2 separate regions of the Homo sapiens genome follow, and region 2 is linked to region 1. A link is a loop called in an ENCODE intact Hi-C map of the cell type or tissue named here. Cell type or tissue: prostate gland. All regions are shown on one strand.

Region 1 (8,000 bases):
CGTTCAGCGCGTCTGCCTCCGGCGCGCCGGGCGGGCGGGCGGGCGGCGCGGGCAGGGGCGGGCGCGGGCGCGGCGGGGCTGGGCCGGGGGGAGTGAGCGCGGCGCTCTCGCGCGCCCGGTGTCTCCCTCTCGCTGCCTCTGCAGAAACAGCTCCTGCCAGAGCGGCGCTCGGCGCGGCGCGGCGGGCCCGGAGCGGCGGCGGCGGCTCTTCCTGCCTCCGCGCCCAGGAGTTGCCGGCTCCCTTTGACAGCAGAGAGCCGGGCAGGGGCCTCAGGAGGACTCGCTGGGAGTGGGCAGAGGCGCCTCGGCCCCTGCCGGCCCAGGCGGGCCCCGCGCGCCCCCCGCCCCTCCTCTCCGCCTCTTCTCGCCCTGCCTCTCCCGATTTATTTTTTCAAATGGTGTAGCCGCCGGAGGTGCGGTGCTCAGTTCTTGGAAGGGGCCCGGATGTACTGAGGATGCGTTACAGTTTCACTCGAGGAGGCAGTAGTGGAAAGGAGCAGTTTTTGGGGTTTGATGCCATAATGGGAATCAGGTAATCGTCGGCGGGGAAGAAGAAACGCTGCAGACCACGGCTTCCTCGAATCTTGCGCGAAAGCCGCCGGCCTCGGAGGAGGGATTAATCCAGACCCGCCGGGGGGTGTTTTCACATTTCTTCCTCTTCGTGGCTGCTCCTCCTATTAAAACCATTTTTGGTCCATGGTCAATGAGAATACGAGGATGTACATTCCAGAGGAAAACCACCAAGGTAAGGCTGGACCCCGCCGCCTCGCCGGGGCTCCCTGCCTTTTCCACCGGGTTCCTGCCCTACCCGCGCTCCCCGCGGCCCCGGGGCCGGTCCCTGCGGAGTGGCCCGGGGCCGCGTCCGCGAGGGGCGCCTCCGCCTCGTCGGAGCGCCCGGGAGCCCGGCGGGACCGGGGCCCGAACCGCCGCGCGAGACGGAGCGGAAAATTCCCGCCCCTCCCCCTCCGGGCCCCAGCTTCTCCAGAGCATGTGTTTCCTGTGAAATTCCAGGCGAGGGGGGAAAAGTTCCCCAAGTGGCTGCCGCCGCCTCGCTTTCTCGCGTCCGCCTGGAGAGCCCGGCTGCCTGGCCAGCCGCGCGGGGGGCAGAGGGCGCCGGCGCCGCGGAGCCCAGAGGCCCGGGGTCCCTCGCCCGGCTCGGGGCGCGGCTGGGAGCGCGCGCGCGCGCACCCTGCGCCGGCAGAGCCCGGCGCCCACGGCCGCCCCTGGGGCGCCCTCGCGCTGCCCGGCGTCCACTCTCGTCCAGGCGCCCCTGCCCTGGGCGGCGCGCTCCAGGTGGCGGGTGGGGGCGGCGGTGCAGATGTGAAGCCCAGCGCGCCCCTCTGGTTCCCCCTCTGTAGGTCCCCTTCTTCCTCTCTCCCTCCCTCCTCCGCCGCTCACCTACACCCACCCACCTCTCCACTGCTGTTGACCCCGAGCGCGCCCACGCCGCGTGTGTTCTCATTCGCACCCACATGTGGGCTAGCACCTGAGGATGGAAGCGGCGAGGAGCCGGGCGGTGTGTGGGCTTTGCTGTTTCGTGTTTGAAGGAGATCATGAAAGGGTGTGCCTGGCTCACGCGGCTCCATACTATTGCCCAGTGTTTTCCGAGCATCTCCATCCTTGGCCGCGAGTGTCACCAGCTCCCCCTGTGATGGTGAAAGGCAGTCAGGTAACTCCCTACTTCCTGGAAACTTTCTCCCTCACCGCTCTCCCCCCATATTAACAAGTTGTTTTCTTGGACGTTGCTTAGCATTTAAGGTTTTGGGGACGGGGGGTGCAGACAGGGTGGTCCAGCGGGGCTTTCTGGCAACCTCCAGGCATGACATCTCTTTCTTCTCGCCACTGCTCTGTCTCTTTGGGTGTAGTCTCTCCCTTTTCTCTCCCAGTTCCCAGAGCCTCCCTGTTTGCACTCTTCCTCTTCTCTTCCCCTGAAAGCCTATCTGTCACTGCTGGTCTCTGTTCCTTCCCTGGGTTCTTCCCAGTGATCCTCTGAAGACCAGCCTGGTGGAAGGAGTTGTCTCCAGGTCTTTTTGTCCAGCTTTTTCCCTCTGTTTGCTCCCAGCTCCACCTTTTGGGGACAGGGCCTTCACTCTTTAGAGCCAGAAGCTGCCATCCAGCCTGCCTGGTCTCCATCTATCCTGAAACCGATTTTGGGGCCAGTCTTCTCTGCTTTCCAGCATGGGTGGCAGCTTGGGGATTGTGGCCTCCTTTGGAAGAAAGAATCTTGTCAAGGGTCATGGGTTCTAGGGTGAGCCAGAGCTTTGGGGTCACAAGGGCAGTATCCATGTTTGGATTTCTCTACTGTTGACCCCATCCCTCACCTGATCCCCTCTCCCTTCTGTAGCTGATGGGCTAGTGAATGGTTTAGGAGGGAAGGAGTGAGACACAAAAGAGGGTGGTATTTGTGAAGAGTGGGGATGCAAGATGACTCCCCTCCAGGTTCTGAGACTGCGTGCTTTACCCACCTCCTCAGTCTAAGCAGCATTGAAGAGGAGAGCTCTGTAGTATTGCCCTAAGTATCACTGTCAATGGCAATGTACTGTGGTAATAATAGTGATTATTCACCTTATTCACAGGATGATAATCTTAACTAGTTTACAAGGTCTCCTCTTAGTGCAGGATAAACCCCTTCTGAACCCATTTCCTTACTCTGGTTGTTTTCTTTGGCCCCTTTGCCTCTCAGCATCTCCCTGCTGTATGCTGGGAGCAGACATTAAAAGTAGGAGTGCCAACCCCAGAGAGGTTCCTGAGAAAGGTAGAGGGGAAGGGAGCAAGGGAGCCAGCGGCTGAGAGCTCTACCTTTCCAGCAACATGCCAGCAAACGCTATGGCAACCTGAATTCCAGTTCTCTCCCTTGAAGCTGCAGTGATTATATAATTCATGGGAGCAGTTTTGCCTCCATTTCTAGATGCGGTTCCCAGGTGGAAGAGCACCAAGATCCCTGTCTCCCCTCTACTCTCCATCTTCTCTTCTTTAGTTGGTTGGCATTGCCGAGGTTGTTGGGGTAGGAGAGGGGAGGAGGGTGGTGGAGGTGGGAAGGGCAGACCTAGAACAGAATGAATATTGACAAGGAAGAGGTTGCTGTGGCTAATCACTAAAGGGGGCGGGTGAGCCATCATAGGGGTTAGAGTTTCAGGAGACAGAAGAGGAGTCTAGGACTGCCTCAGAAGATCAGTAATGGTGACGAAACAAAGAGTCGAGAACCAAAAAAGTTGTCAGTGGCGGGGGCTGTGCATTCCTCTCTTCCCGACATGCTCTGAGATGTGGAATGCACCAGTCCTTGCTCCCTCACCTTTTCCGTGGAGTGTGTGCATGTGTGAGTGTGTGTGAGTGTGTGTGTGTGTGTGTGTGTGTGTGTGTGTGTGTGTGTGTTGAGGGTCGAACTGGAGACTGGAGGTCAGTGCCTGGGAACAGCCTGGAAGTTCATTGAAGGACCAGCTTCTGACCCTGGGTTTCAGGCTGGGGTGGCACACTCAAGCCTTGCCTCGCCTCTGGTGCCCTGTCTGCTCTGGGCCTGTGCCAGCCTCCCACTTTTCTGGGCCGATTTTCTATTGCAGGCTCCAGCTAGCAAATGAGTGTCTTAATAGTCAACCATTGAACAAATAAAACACCAGAATGTCCCTTATCTGCTAGAGACAAGGCAGAGGGGAGAAACATGTGTTTGGGGAGTGCAAGACACACTGTGCTTTTCTTTTAACTACTTAGCGATTCAGCAGAATAAGAATCACTGTAATAAGGTAATAATAATAATGATCACAGTTAACTTTCTTTACAAATGGTCAGAGAACAACATTGCTCGCACATCAGCTTGAGCAGGTTAAAGAAAGCTGTGGCAATAGCTTTGCTTTTTCTTGATCCTGCATGGAGAAAACTGGAGGAAAGGGGCTATTGGAGTTCATCATATTATTCCTACTATTGGTCAGGCACTTTTTAGTGTTTTAGAATATGACAATATATTAAAAAGAGTCAATTTTTCATTATTTCCATAGAATACACACTAACAGTATTTAAGTGTGTGTGTGTATACATACACACATGGAATAAGGAAAAGCTATTTTAAATAGATCACACGAGAGGCTAATGCCCTTCAGGGACCTGGGGTGTTGAGAGAGAAGTATTGATAATGCAGTCTCCTAAGACTGTTTAAAGATTTCTTCTTCATAGTAAAGGGAGACTTGTTCTTACAGGTAGATGCTGCAGGCACAGTGCTTTGTAAATGAAATGATGAGCCGTTAGCCCCGTGGGACCATCTCTCAGTCTTGGCAATGACCTAGGTCTCTTCAATTTGTTCTTCAAATAAAACTGCTTGAGTTGGGTTCTTCTGTAAGACCTATCAAAGGGATCCAAGGAGCATACTGACTGGAGATTTCGAGGCCCTGCTCATCTTGGGATCCCTGCTTCCTAGTACAGGCCGCTGCTCAGTCCAGGGCCTCGATGCAAGGCTGAACAAATAAATGTCTGCGTGAATGAATGAATGCGACCTGGCCAGACCTGCAGTAGATGTGGCTTCTGCCTCTTCCAGTAGGTGGCGCCACAGGGCTTAGGAGTCAGGAAAGGGGCTTCAGGGTCCGCCTGGTGATGAAAGGTGTAGGGGGAGTTTAGAGCTTGTGACCTGTTGGGGCTGTGCTGCTTCCATCAGGCCCACACCTGCCCCGGCACAGGTAACCCAAAAGACCAGTGTGTCTCCGTGCCGCCGCACACACTGGAGGCCCTCGCGGCATCACTGAGGGACCCAGGTCCCACAGTGACCTCTCCACCCTGTTGTAATGAGAACTCCTTTGGAGCCCACCCAGTCCGTCGCAGGCTCTTCCCACAGACGTCTGTTCCCTTCCAGCACAGACAGCATCCCGCCGAGCCTGGAGGAAGCCTTTTGGGTGAATCGCTGAACTTGGTATGGCCAGATGTTAATTTTCTCCCTGATTTTTCACTGATGGTTTAGTAACCAGAGGGCCCGGTGGTGCCCAAGCCCAGTGGAGCATGGGGTGACCTGAAGCATGGGATCTGGGAACCCAGACCTGTGCAGTCACAGAGCTTGCCAGCCAAAGGCAGGAGGACATTTTCCTAACTTTAATAGGGAAAAGAACACAAAAACAACTGGGTGCACTTCACAGTTGATTTCCGTTTATGAGTCTGCCTGGATCTCCTGCTGGGTAATGGCAGAAAAGCTCAGGAGACCCAGGTTAGGAAGTAACTGAGATTTGTTCTAATTTCCAGTGATGTTTTCCAGCGCCTGGCATTTTCTTTTCTATTCCTTTCTTCACTCGGTTTTCTTAGTTGTGTGGCAAGTTCCATGAGGTCTGAGAAGCCCTTGGCACTGTGCTAAGAAGGGGTGAGTGGCTGGCAGCACTTTCTTCCTTTTACAGTAATTCCTCCCGCCTGATACAGCAGCTGTTTGTTCTGTAGGAGGTACAGGTCAGCCGGCGTCATCTCACCTCTTCCTTGCTGGGACCCTGAAATCAGTGCTGAGCATTCAGATTTAGCAGACAATTTTATTTTCCAATATGGACTACAGAAAGCTGATAGACTGTTTGCGAAACACCTGGAGACTTAACAACAAGCCTAATTAACAAAATAATCACACTGATTTCATCTGTTTCTAGATTCCATCCTCACAGTTGCCTAGGTTAATGTTGGGCACTGTGGAGGAGAACAGAAGATTGGTTTTAAAAAAAAAGGCATGGGGAATTGTTTTGCAACATATCAGGTGCCAAATATTTAGGGACAGAAGTGCTAAACATTCTGATAATGAAATAACACTCTGAGCCATGGCTGTCATTATTAAAATAATTTAGTAAACACCTGTTTACATGTACCTCAAGGTTAGATACCACGTAAAACAAGTAAAAGTGACAGGATCCCTCGGGGAAAATGGAATGGAATGTTTTTCGGTGTCATTTCGAAGCCGGGTGTGTAGACTTAAACTGAACCCACTGCAGAAAAAGCAAAATGGAAGGCTGAAATAATGAATGCCATCATTTGAACTGAAACCTGGGCACTCCAGAAGAGCTCTTCTCTGTGTTTTAATTCCTAGATGGGGTGCTTATTTGCTCAAGACCAGGCTTTCCTGAGCCTGTGTAGACACGGGCCTGGAGCAGGTAGACAGACCCTCTTGGTTTCTATAGTTGAGGCACCCCTGGAGGCAGCTGTTTATCATGGCAGGAAGGGAAGTGGATGCATTCTCTACTGCCCCCTTTCCCCTGCCGAATTCAGGCAGGACCCGCGCAGGTCCCTGGAGAACCTTGCTTCAGTGCTAGCTGTGTGTACCGTGTGGGCAGGACCCCAGCTGGGAGATGGGGAGCCCAGGATGACCCCACAGAAAAGCAGAGCTGTGAGATGGCTGGAGCCTCCGAGAGCTGAGATGCAGAAGGTGAGGGGAAGCCAGAGGAGCCCCAACTCCCTAGGGTGTCTGGGAGGGTTTGGGGAACAAGGTCATCAGGGTAGTCAGTTACTCCTTGTGGAGCTGAACTGAATTTAAGTTGGGATTGTAGGGACTGTAGGAGAGAAGTTTGGGCCTGGAGCTCAGGAGTCGGACCGAGGTTGAAAATAGACCCTTCCTTCCCTGGAAGCCGAGGGAACTAGAGGAAGGGTTCATCTGGCTGAAGCAGAGGGTGAGGAAAGCGGGGGTTAACTGGCAAGAAACCCAAACCTCTCAGCCCCTCCCCTCCCCAAAACCCCACAGAACAGTTCTCTGCAAAACACCTTCACTTTAAAATGGGCTTCTTGTGCTATACCCTGTGTGTATAGGGGGCAAGGGGCTAGGCTCTGGTTCGTTAAAGGGTTTGTCAAACATAGAATAAATGTAATGTCTCTTTGGGAATTTACTTTCTAGGATCAGGACATTTTATGGGTAAAGGAACCTTAGAGACAATCCTCATTTCCAGTTGAGAAAACAGAGGCCCCTAAAGGTTCATGGAGGCAGGGATGTAACTAAATACAAGGTCTTCAGTCTCTTCATCCTCCTGCCTGTACCACACTTGGTGCTGGCCCCCTGAGAGAGCATTGTTAGTGCTTCTGGCTAAATTTTGCTTGGTAGATCTTTCAACCTCTCTATTCTTCCTCCCCCTGCCTCCACCTTTGTACTGCCTTAAAATAATTTCTGCGATGTTAGATTTAGGAATGGAGTTGGAAGGGTGGGGTGGGGGAAATCTATCATTGGAAAGGTTTAAAAACACTTTCTTAGGCTACAGAGTAGAAGTTCATACATGTCCACAAGAAACTCCTGCAAAATTCAGATCACGATTTTGTCTGCAAACAGATCTGCCTCTAAGCCTTTTTTATTTGCTCACTTCCTCTCGGCCCCAATCTAGGCTTGTTTCAGCCCCTTTGCGAGAGTGGGATGGGGATGGGAAGCCGGGCTGTGCTGTGGGACTTCCCTGGTGAGCTGCTGGGATTCTTCATGGACCAGCTGGCATTACCAGTAGCTGGGGTATAGACACACAGATCAGCCCCAGGGTAGAGACTGTGAGACAGGCTGCCACAGACTCCACCTGAGCTGGGCGACCAAGGGCGTCTTTCTGCTCCCATGTCAGGGTTGGTCTCCTAGGACCCCCGGCCTACTCCCAGGAGACATTCCCAGCAGTGGTGGTAGACTCAGCCCATGGAAGAGAATCACTAGGACCTGCCTCTGACATTCCCATCTTCCTTGAAGTGTTCATTGGCTGACTTGTTTCATACTCTTTCAAGTCATCTCTGAGAAACTGGAAGGCCTCTGAGGCTGACTCGGTCTAGCTTGAAGACGGAGGCATGAGCCAGGCTCATGCTTAGAGATGTGGCTTTTGAGTTCCCTGGAGGAAGCCATCATTTCAGAACATAGTGTTGTGATAATTTCATGAAATATTCAAGCTGCCAATTTGCCAACAGGGGTTTCTTTTAATACACTCGGCTACACTTGGTGTTGCCCACTTGAACCTAGCTAAAAGGAAAATAAAATAATCTTGTCTCCTGTCCTTTAGAGAACCAAGCCAAAATCTAGACAGTGAATGAATGTTCTTCTCCATATT
Region 2 (8,000 bases), 330 kb after region 1:
AATGGAGGAAGGGAGGTTAGATCAGGCTTCCAAGAGTCCTTGAAGTTCCTGAAATTATATATAAAATGTGAATGTGTGTCAGGCATTTGTCAGGAGCTAAAAGGCCATTGCCTGTGATTCTCAGAGGTCCCTGAACCAAAGGCTAAGGGCCACCAAGTGAGATGCTCCCCAAGGATCCATCTTCCTCTTCCCGATTATGATTTTAGAACTTCCAAACCTAACGTGTGTTGTCAGCTCAGACAAACTCAGCATTCAGGTTGTAGAGACAGATGATGGATACTCGGTCAGAAATGCCCTATAAATTAGCTGCTTTAAAAGTATTGACCAAGTAGCCTTCCAGGAAAGTTCCCCAGATATGGTGGTTCTGGTGTTCCCACCTCATCTGCAACAGCCCTGGGAAGCCTGGCTCCTTGCCTCCAGGTTTTCCTCGATGTAAGGCCCTCCACCCCAGGACACTGTAGCAATCCTGGGGCTAACCCTGAAGACCATTTCCACTATTGGGCAGCCTTGGTGGTTTCCTTGTCGTAGAGAACTAACCCAGTTTCCCCAGACTGGCTACCTTCTCATCATCTCACCATCTCTAGCTTTCACTCAGATAGAATGATCTCAGAGCAATCGGCAGCATTTCTCATTTGGAATTTTACTAACAAATTAATAATAATGACTTTGACTATGGGGATGCTTAAGAAAATCTCCCAGTCCTTGGAGGTATCCTGGGAGAAGATAGAAACAACTCTGAGAATCAGAACATCTGGGAGGATTCTGCAGATGGATCCCAGGGACAGCCCAACAATCAGAGGGCCCTCCTTCAAAGCAAGTGCTGCCTCCAGCCTGGGGCAGACCCATCCCTCTCTGTGTCATTTGTTTTCCCAAACATTCCCTTCTTAAACTGGGGTTCATGAAGTCTATAGATGGAATTCCAGAGGGTTTATGAACTTGGAGAATAACTGGATCTTTATTATCACAGGCTTCTAGCCGAAATTTCTCACGGTATTCCTTCGCAAGTATAGACAACACACCACAATAGCATTAGCAGTTTCTGTTACTTTGTCCACCATTAGAAACCATGGATATTTTCTTATCACGTTAAGATGGTTGCAAATATCTCAAAAATATTGTTTGCTTTCAATACTACTTCAAAATTCTGGTAATCCACTAGATTTTGTTATTTAACATATTATCAAAGAAGCATGCATATTTGTGTATTACAAAATTGTCTTTAAATATTTTTGATATCTATATTTCAACATAACTGGCTTTATTTGCAATCCTTTATTTCCATTTAAGAACATTATTCTGAGAAGGACCTACAGCCATCATGAGAACCACCAAAGGCAGCCACAGCACAAGAAGCTTACAGACTTCTCTAAATTGGCAATTCACATTTCAATCCTGTGCTGCTTGTGTCTGAATCATATCATAGGGGGAGCTCTGAGCTTATGTGAACATCGAGGCTGTGAGAGACAGAAAGGAGAGATGTAGGAGCCAACCTTGTGTGTGCTGAGATTCGAAACCAGTCATATATCCCATAAGCAAATGTTCCTGAACTGGCAAATCCCAGAATGTATTTTGCCCTGGGCACCCTTTACCTCCTCATTAAATAAGAAAATAACCCATGAGTATTTGAAAGGAACTTGCATCGATGTGGAACTGACTGACTTAGAATAGAGCTCATCCGAGATCTTGAGATGGGCTTATTGACACAACCGCCTTTCAGCTGTTCTTGAGAGTCCCACAGGATGGGGAAAGCCTTGGTATTAGTCACTGGGATCAGAGCTGGGAAGCTGCTTAGCTCTGGGCTCAGCAGGCTGGACCAAGGCCACTTGTAGGTAAGAGAGGCAGTGTTCCCTAATGCACTCTAGATCAGCTGGAACTAGTTTGTAATCCTGGATTCAAGTCCCAGCACTATCATTAATGAACTGTGTGATCCAGGCAAGTGGTTTATCAGCCTTCTCTTCCATAAAATGGGGTGCTGTGCTGTGTAGGTGTGCCTGGCTTGTAAGCACTAAACGAGTGTAGCTATTACTATGATCATATGCAAGCAGCACCTGTAGCATTTGGAAGGCTCAGGAAAAGAAGGGTGGGTGGGAGCAAAGGCAAACAAGAGCAGTGGAGACTAAAGCGGGTTGTCTCGTGGCGATGCTTAACCTAGGGGCCTGGAATTTCCCCCTTTGCCTGGTCTTACTGTCATTGGAATAATCGTAACCACTCCTGGGTGGTAAGAGATCAGCAACATAGCTGTAGTTCGTTGGGTGGCAGGAATGTGCCCTTTGTCCTTGGTTTCTAAGTAATGATGTCTTCATGTCCGGTTGAGCGAGGGGTCAGCTTCAACCCTACGATAAACCAGTGGAGTTATAAATGGAAAGCCTGAATTCCCAGACAGAGGAGGCGATCCAATGAGACAGCAGAGTAAGTAGGGAATTTTCACTGCCTCGTCTGCAATGATAATGTGAATAGCAATAATAATCATCCTAAGAAAGGATTTTGTCTCAGAGCCAAGGCAAGGAAAAGAGCCTTTTCCCATGCCTTGCTGGGGAGAGCTGAACACTCAAACCACGTCAAAATAGAAGGAACCAAAAATACAGTGAAGTACCCTTTGCCCCAGTGAGAAGCCAGTGCAAGACAACGCCCTGCAGAATGGGCCAGAGGGCAGAAGAAGAGGCCAGGGCCCAGTCCTGAATTTGTCTGTTGGTTCTCACTTCCTCCTTTAATCATTTCAGAAGAGCTGTTAATGAGCAGGAAATCTAATTGATTAGCATTTCATCCTGGCTTCCCTTTCTGCCAAAGGTGCTAATGAGCAGGGAAATCACAGATCCTCCGGGTGCAAGGTACTTGAGAGGTTGTGAATGCATTTGCCACCCCTACATGGAGAACCTCATCTGAACCTCAGCAAACTGATAAGGACCACTCTGATTTTTAAAACCCTCCAGACAAGCTGCCTTCCTTCTGTGGATCACACACCACCCAGGTTAGCAGCAGTGCCACCAGAAACACTGTTGCACTCAAGTTTTCTCGCAGGTGACTCATCTGCATGCTCCTTGGCGGAGAATCGCGGGTTACTGTACTGTCTTTGTGTAAGAGTTCTTCATATTCTCGAAGATGTTTGTTACATCTTGTTTCTACTGTCTTTCCTCCAGGTTACACATTGTGCGTCTTTCACCCTTTCTGTGCAAGTTGTTCTTTCTGACCCTAATCACCTTATGTTGTTGGATCTTACTCCAAGTTCATCTACTTTGGTCGTGGATTCGGAACTGAGCCTAGAGTCCATGAAGGACTCTAGCAAGAATGAGCACAATTAGAGGTCTCCTGGCACCCTGTTGTTGTCTCCTTTTTTTCTTTCTAACAAAAGCCCATGGTCAGTCTCTCCAGTTCATGACTCTTTTTCAACCCCAGCCTCCCTTTCTCCGTTTGTGTACATGCCCTATTTTTCTTTTCCTGGTAGACAACCCTGCACTTTTCCTTCTCTGAGCAGCAACAGTGAAAGGGAAGGGAGGTGGAGGGAGAGTAAGCCACATGGGCAACCTGCAACCTGGGTCTCCAGCCTCTTGCAGTCTTGGTCCTCACCGTGGCATAGTATAGTACCAGTAGAGGCACTGCAGGGACAGATGAACTCCATAGCAAGGCATTGCAAGAGGCCTTTGGAGAAATTCCTTTGCAATTTGAGCAAAGCCCACTCCTTGGCTTAGCAAATCTTTTTACTTTTTGGTCTGCTAGAATTTACTGCATGCGTAGTTATCCAGAAGGTACGTCTCTGTCCCATTCGGCTTTATTAGACGCCATCTGGAAAGGGGCTGGGAGTGGTCAGCCTCAGGGAGGGGAGCCAACTGACCGTGAAAGGAGGGAGATGAGAGCGAAGTAAGCATAGTGCTCGCTCCCCAAGGATTGAAACTGCCTGCCCCGAGCTGAAGACTTACAAAGACGTAGTCCAGATTCCCAGAGAAAATGAGGCTTTATACCCATAACAAGTTGTAATTTGAGTCACCGGGGAAGTTAAGAAAGTGAAAACATGAGCAAATGCCAGTGTGATGGAATCAGAGTCTCCATGCTGGAAGAGACTTCAGAGGGATCTGCTTGAGCTCCCTGGCTTTATAGACAGGAAGACCGGCCCCCTCAGATGCACACAGCCAGGTACTGCACGGCCGGGCCAGAGGCTTTTCTGATGCCTGCCTCCCTCTCCCGGCAACGGAACCTCATCACCTAGTTCTGATAGGAAAAAAAAAAAATGAGGTGATCAGAAAACAACTTCCTCAACTTTCTCAGTCTCCACCAGCAACTAAAATTGTTCCTGTATCCCCCTCACCTTATCCACTTAGCACCCCTACACCCAAGGGCAGCTAGGACCCGCTGCTGTCTCTCCATGACCTCCCTCCCTCTGTAGCCTTAGGTAGGCCCCTGGCAGCTTTTGCCTGGAAATTTGCAACAGTCTCTTGACGGGTCCCCCTGCCTCCCTCCATTCTTAGTTCACCTGTCACTCTGTGGCTGCCTCACCCATCTAAGAAGCAAACCTGGTAAAATTGCTTCTGTTTAAAAGTCTTGAAATCCTGCAATGGCCTCAGTGGCCCCTAGGATAACTATAAACTCCTTAACATGGGCTACAAATAGGTGGTTTTCACCCCTGGGTGTATATTAGAATCACCTGGGATCTTTTTAAAATTACCCGTGCCTGGGTCTCACCCGTAGTGACTCCATAGAGTGGGCCTGGGTGGGGCCAGTGGTGTCCTACAGCTGGAACCAGCCCCAGCGACTCAGGAGAGGCCATCGCTTCCAGGAATCTTATGAGTGGGTTGTTAAATGACCATTATTAAAAATTATACAAACTTGTAAGTAAGTACATTATGTTAAAAACAAAGGTAATACATACTCAAAAGTCAGGTTTGCCTGATGCCTTTACTACCTTTCGAGGTAATTTCTATTGATTGTATCTGCTGGGTGGAAATACTATATAATGGTGTGCTACTACACATCTCCTCCCAACTCTGCAGTCAGTGACATCCCATTGGTAGCTTGAAATTGACCATGGCATGAGTATTTACATCATAGAAATTGGCAAATGCTACAAATCAGCCCCTGCCCCCCAACAAGTCATTAAACACTGATATCACTGGCTGCGGCTCAGGTATTTACATGATTTTTTTAAAGCTCCTCCGGTTGATTCTGATGAGCAGCAGAGTTGAGAAGCACCAGCCAGGATCTGACTCTTTCTGCCTCTTGAGCAAGCCTCATCTCTTAGAAAAACTCTCCTCTTCCCCCCAACTTTCTTCAGTCCTGCCACACACAACCAACTGCAGTGGCCCAAACACGAGTGCCATGTTATTTCTCATTCTGTGTTTTTACTCCTAGACACACTGATTCTTCTGCCTGGAATGCCTGTCACTTCCTTGTCTGCCTGGCAAGCACCTGTTCATCTTCCAAAACTCAGCTCAGTACTTTGTCCTGTGTGAGCTCTTCCTATACCTCCTCCCCACACAGGTTCACCACTCTGCCTCTGTGACCTGTATGTCTTCTCATTAAAGGGCTTTTAGAATTTTATGGTGCTTTCTGATTATGTGTCTCTATCTCCACCCCCATTAGACACTAAGCACCCGAGGGCAAGGGCGTGCCCTGTTTCTCTGCATCCCAGCAGGGAGTGCAGCACCAGCATAGTAGATGCTCAGTCCGTGTTTACTGGATGGATAAATGAGCTAAACCAGGTTTCCTGACTCCTGGGGCAGCCTTCTTGCCACCCCAGTCCTCCACCTGACCCAGCCTTTCTAAAGGCAGGAAGAGTAAATTACTGCCATTCCTGTGATGGACCACATTCTGAGCTTGCTGCTGCTAGACGTGGTGTGAAGATGGTTCTCACAGCTCTTTTAACAATAAGACTTTTTAAACTGACTTTAGTTATTCCAGGTTTAGAATTCTGTCCATTCATTATTCATTCAATAACATGCCAACATTATTCCAGGCCTAGAGATGCAGTGGTGTGCAAGGCAGGGGAGGGCACTTTCTTCAGAGCACTTTCAGTTAGGAGGTGACTCAGATGATTAAAGAAGCAATGACTGGCCGGGTGCAGTGGCTCATGCCTGTAATCTCAGCACTTTAGGAGGCCAAGGTGGGTGCATCATTTGAGGTCAGGAGTTCGAGACCAGCCTGGCCAACTTGCTGAAATCTCGGCTCTACTGAAAATACAAAAATTAGTCAGGCGTGGTGGCAGGCGCCTGTAATCCCAGCCATCCAGGAGGCTGACACAGGAGAATCGCTTGAAACCGGGAGGCAGGGGTTGCAGTGAGCCGAGATTGCACCACGGCACTCCAGCCTGGGCGACAGATCAAGACTCCATCTCAAAAAGAAAGAAAGAAAGAAAGAAAGCAATGACTAATAAGTGAACTAAGAGCGAAAGAAAGAAAGAAAGAAAGAAAGCAATGACTAATAATGAACTAAGAGCTATAGCATAGAAAATGCTAGGTTCCATCCAGGGTTAGCTCCTAGTCTGTGGGGTTTCATGAAGGCTCCCCAGAGTAGGTGGAGCCAAGGGCTGACACCTGAGGCAAAGAGGAAGGTGGAAAGCTGTTCCCTGCAACTGGAAGATCCTGTGAAAGGGCTCCAGGGCCAGAGAGAGCTCAGCAGCTGCAAGGAACAGAAAGAAGTTGCCACAAAGCCTGTGAGGAGTGACAGCAGAGGGGCGAGGGCAGGAGGGGCTTTGGAAGCCATTTTCAGGAGTCTGGATTCTATCCTAGGAGCAGTGAAACCCCACTGAGGCATAAAACCAGGGAGCCCCCTTACCAGATCTGTACTAAGAGAACTTGCCCAGATCAGTGGCCCAGGAGAGATGAAACTAGAGAGCAGGAGACCAAGCCTTGAGTAGGGAAGAGGCTGCTGCAATGGATAGAAGGGAGGGGTTTCAGAAGCAGAATCATGTCTCACTTATATGTGGAATCTAAAGAAATGAAACTCATAGAAGCAGAGAGTAGAAAGGTAGTTGCCAGGGGCTGGGGGGCTGGGGAAAATGGATTTGGGTCAAAGTATACAGAGTTTCTGTTGTAAAATGAGTAAGTTCTAGAAAACAAATGTGCAGCATGGTAACTATAATTAATAAAAATATACACTTGAAATTTGCTCAGGAAGTAGGTCTTATGTGTTCCCACCACATACACACACAATTTGCTATGTGTGGTGGGCACATGTAAGACTATGGTGACTATGAGGTGATGGATTAGTTGATCACCTTGGTTGTGGTAAGCACTTCATAGTGTATACCAATGTCAATCTTACATCTCAATAATATGCAGTTGTTATTTGTCAATTATACCTTAATAAAGCTGGGGAAAAATAAGAGCAGAATCATGGAACATCATGACTGGATTTGATGATGGAGGTGAGGGAAGTATGAAGAATCTGAGAGAGGTAGGGAGAGCTGATCAGTTCATGGTTCATGTTGGGTTTGTGGAGTTTGCAGTGCCTATGACGTATCCAAGTGTAGTTGATCAGTTCATGGTCCATGTTGGGTTTGTGGAGTTGGCAGTGTCTGTGACATGTCTAAGTGCAGTTGATCAGTTCGTGGTTCATCTTTGGGTTTGTGGAGTTGACAGTGCCTATGACATATCCAAGTGCAGTTGACCAGTTCATGGTTCATCTTTGGGCTTGTGGAGTTGGCAGTGTCTGTGGCACATCCAAGTGCAGTTGATCAGTTCATGGTCCATGTTGGGTTTGTGGAGTTGGCAGTGTCTATGACATATCCGAGTGCAGTTGTCTAGGAGTCACTTAGAAATTCAGTTCTGGAAATTTGAGGAGAGATGTGGGAGAGAAATGTAGATTGGGGTCATCAGTGTATGATAACTGAAACTATAGGAGCAAGGGTCATTCATTGTCTAGGAAGAATGACTAGGGTAGGAGGAGAATAGGACATCACATTTAATCAATGACCAGCGTAGACAGAGCTAGTAGCAGCAATGAGATGAGTGACTAGAGAGGTAGAGAGAAAACCAGGAAAGTGTGGAGTCATGGAAGCTAAGGAAGATGGT

The links. A loop is a pair of places that touch in the nucleus more often than their neighbours do. Peaks named below come from ENCODE experiments on the same cell type or tissue, not always from the same donor. Only the 100,000 strongest peaks of a DNase experiment are listed, where the experiment ranks them.
Region 2: a loop joins it to region 1, with 2.2 times the contacts of the local background. A loop is called at or near these places in 6 of 110 quality-filtered maps.

What each region holds. Positions count from the first base shown.
Region 1 is chr12:2,052,867-2,060,866 of GRCh38, forward strand. It overlaps CACNA1C (calcium voltage-gated channel subunit alpha1 C), which reads left to right and starts at 121. Exons shown (of 47, transcript NM_000719.7): 1 at 121-745. The coding sequence starts at 697. In prostate gland, CTCF peaks have their summits at 192 and 4,533 (motif pointing right); DNase peaks (open chromatin) are centred at 175, 1,635 and 4,555; H3K4me3 peaks cover 2,024 bases; H3K27ac peaks cover 2,991 bases.
Region 2 is chr12:2,381,163-2,389,162 of GRCh38, forward strand. The region is part of intron 3 of CACNA1C (calcium voltage-gated channel subunit alpha1 C); the gene reads left to right. Among named protein-coding and RNA genes, the nearest start is that of CACNA1C-IT3, 120 kb to the left of the region's middle. RefSeq lists an enhancer at 6,105-6,214. In prostate gland, no CTCF peak of the experiment used is centred here; no DNase peak of the experiment used is centred here; H3K27ac peaks cover 1,477 bases.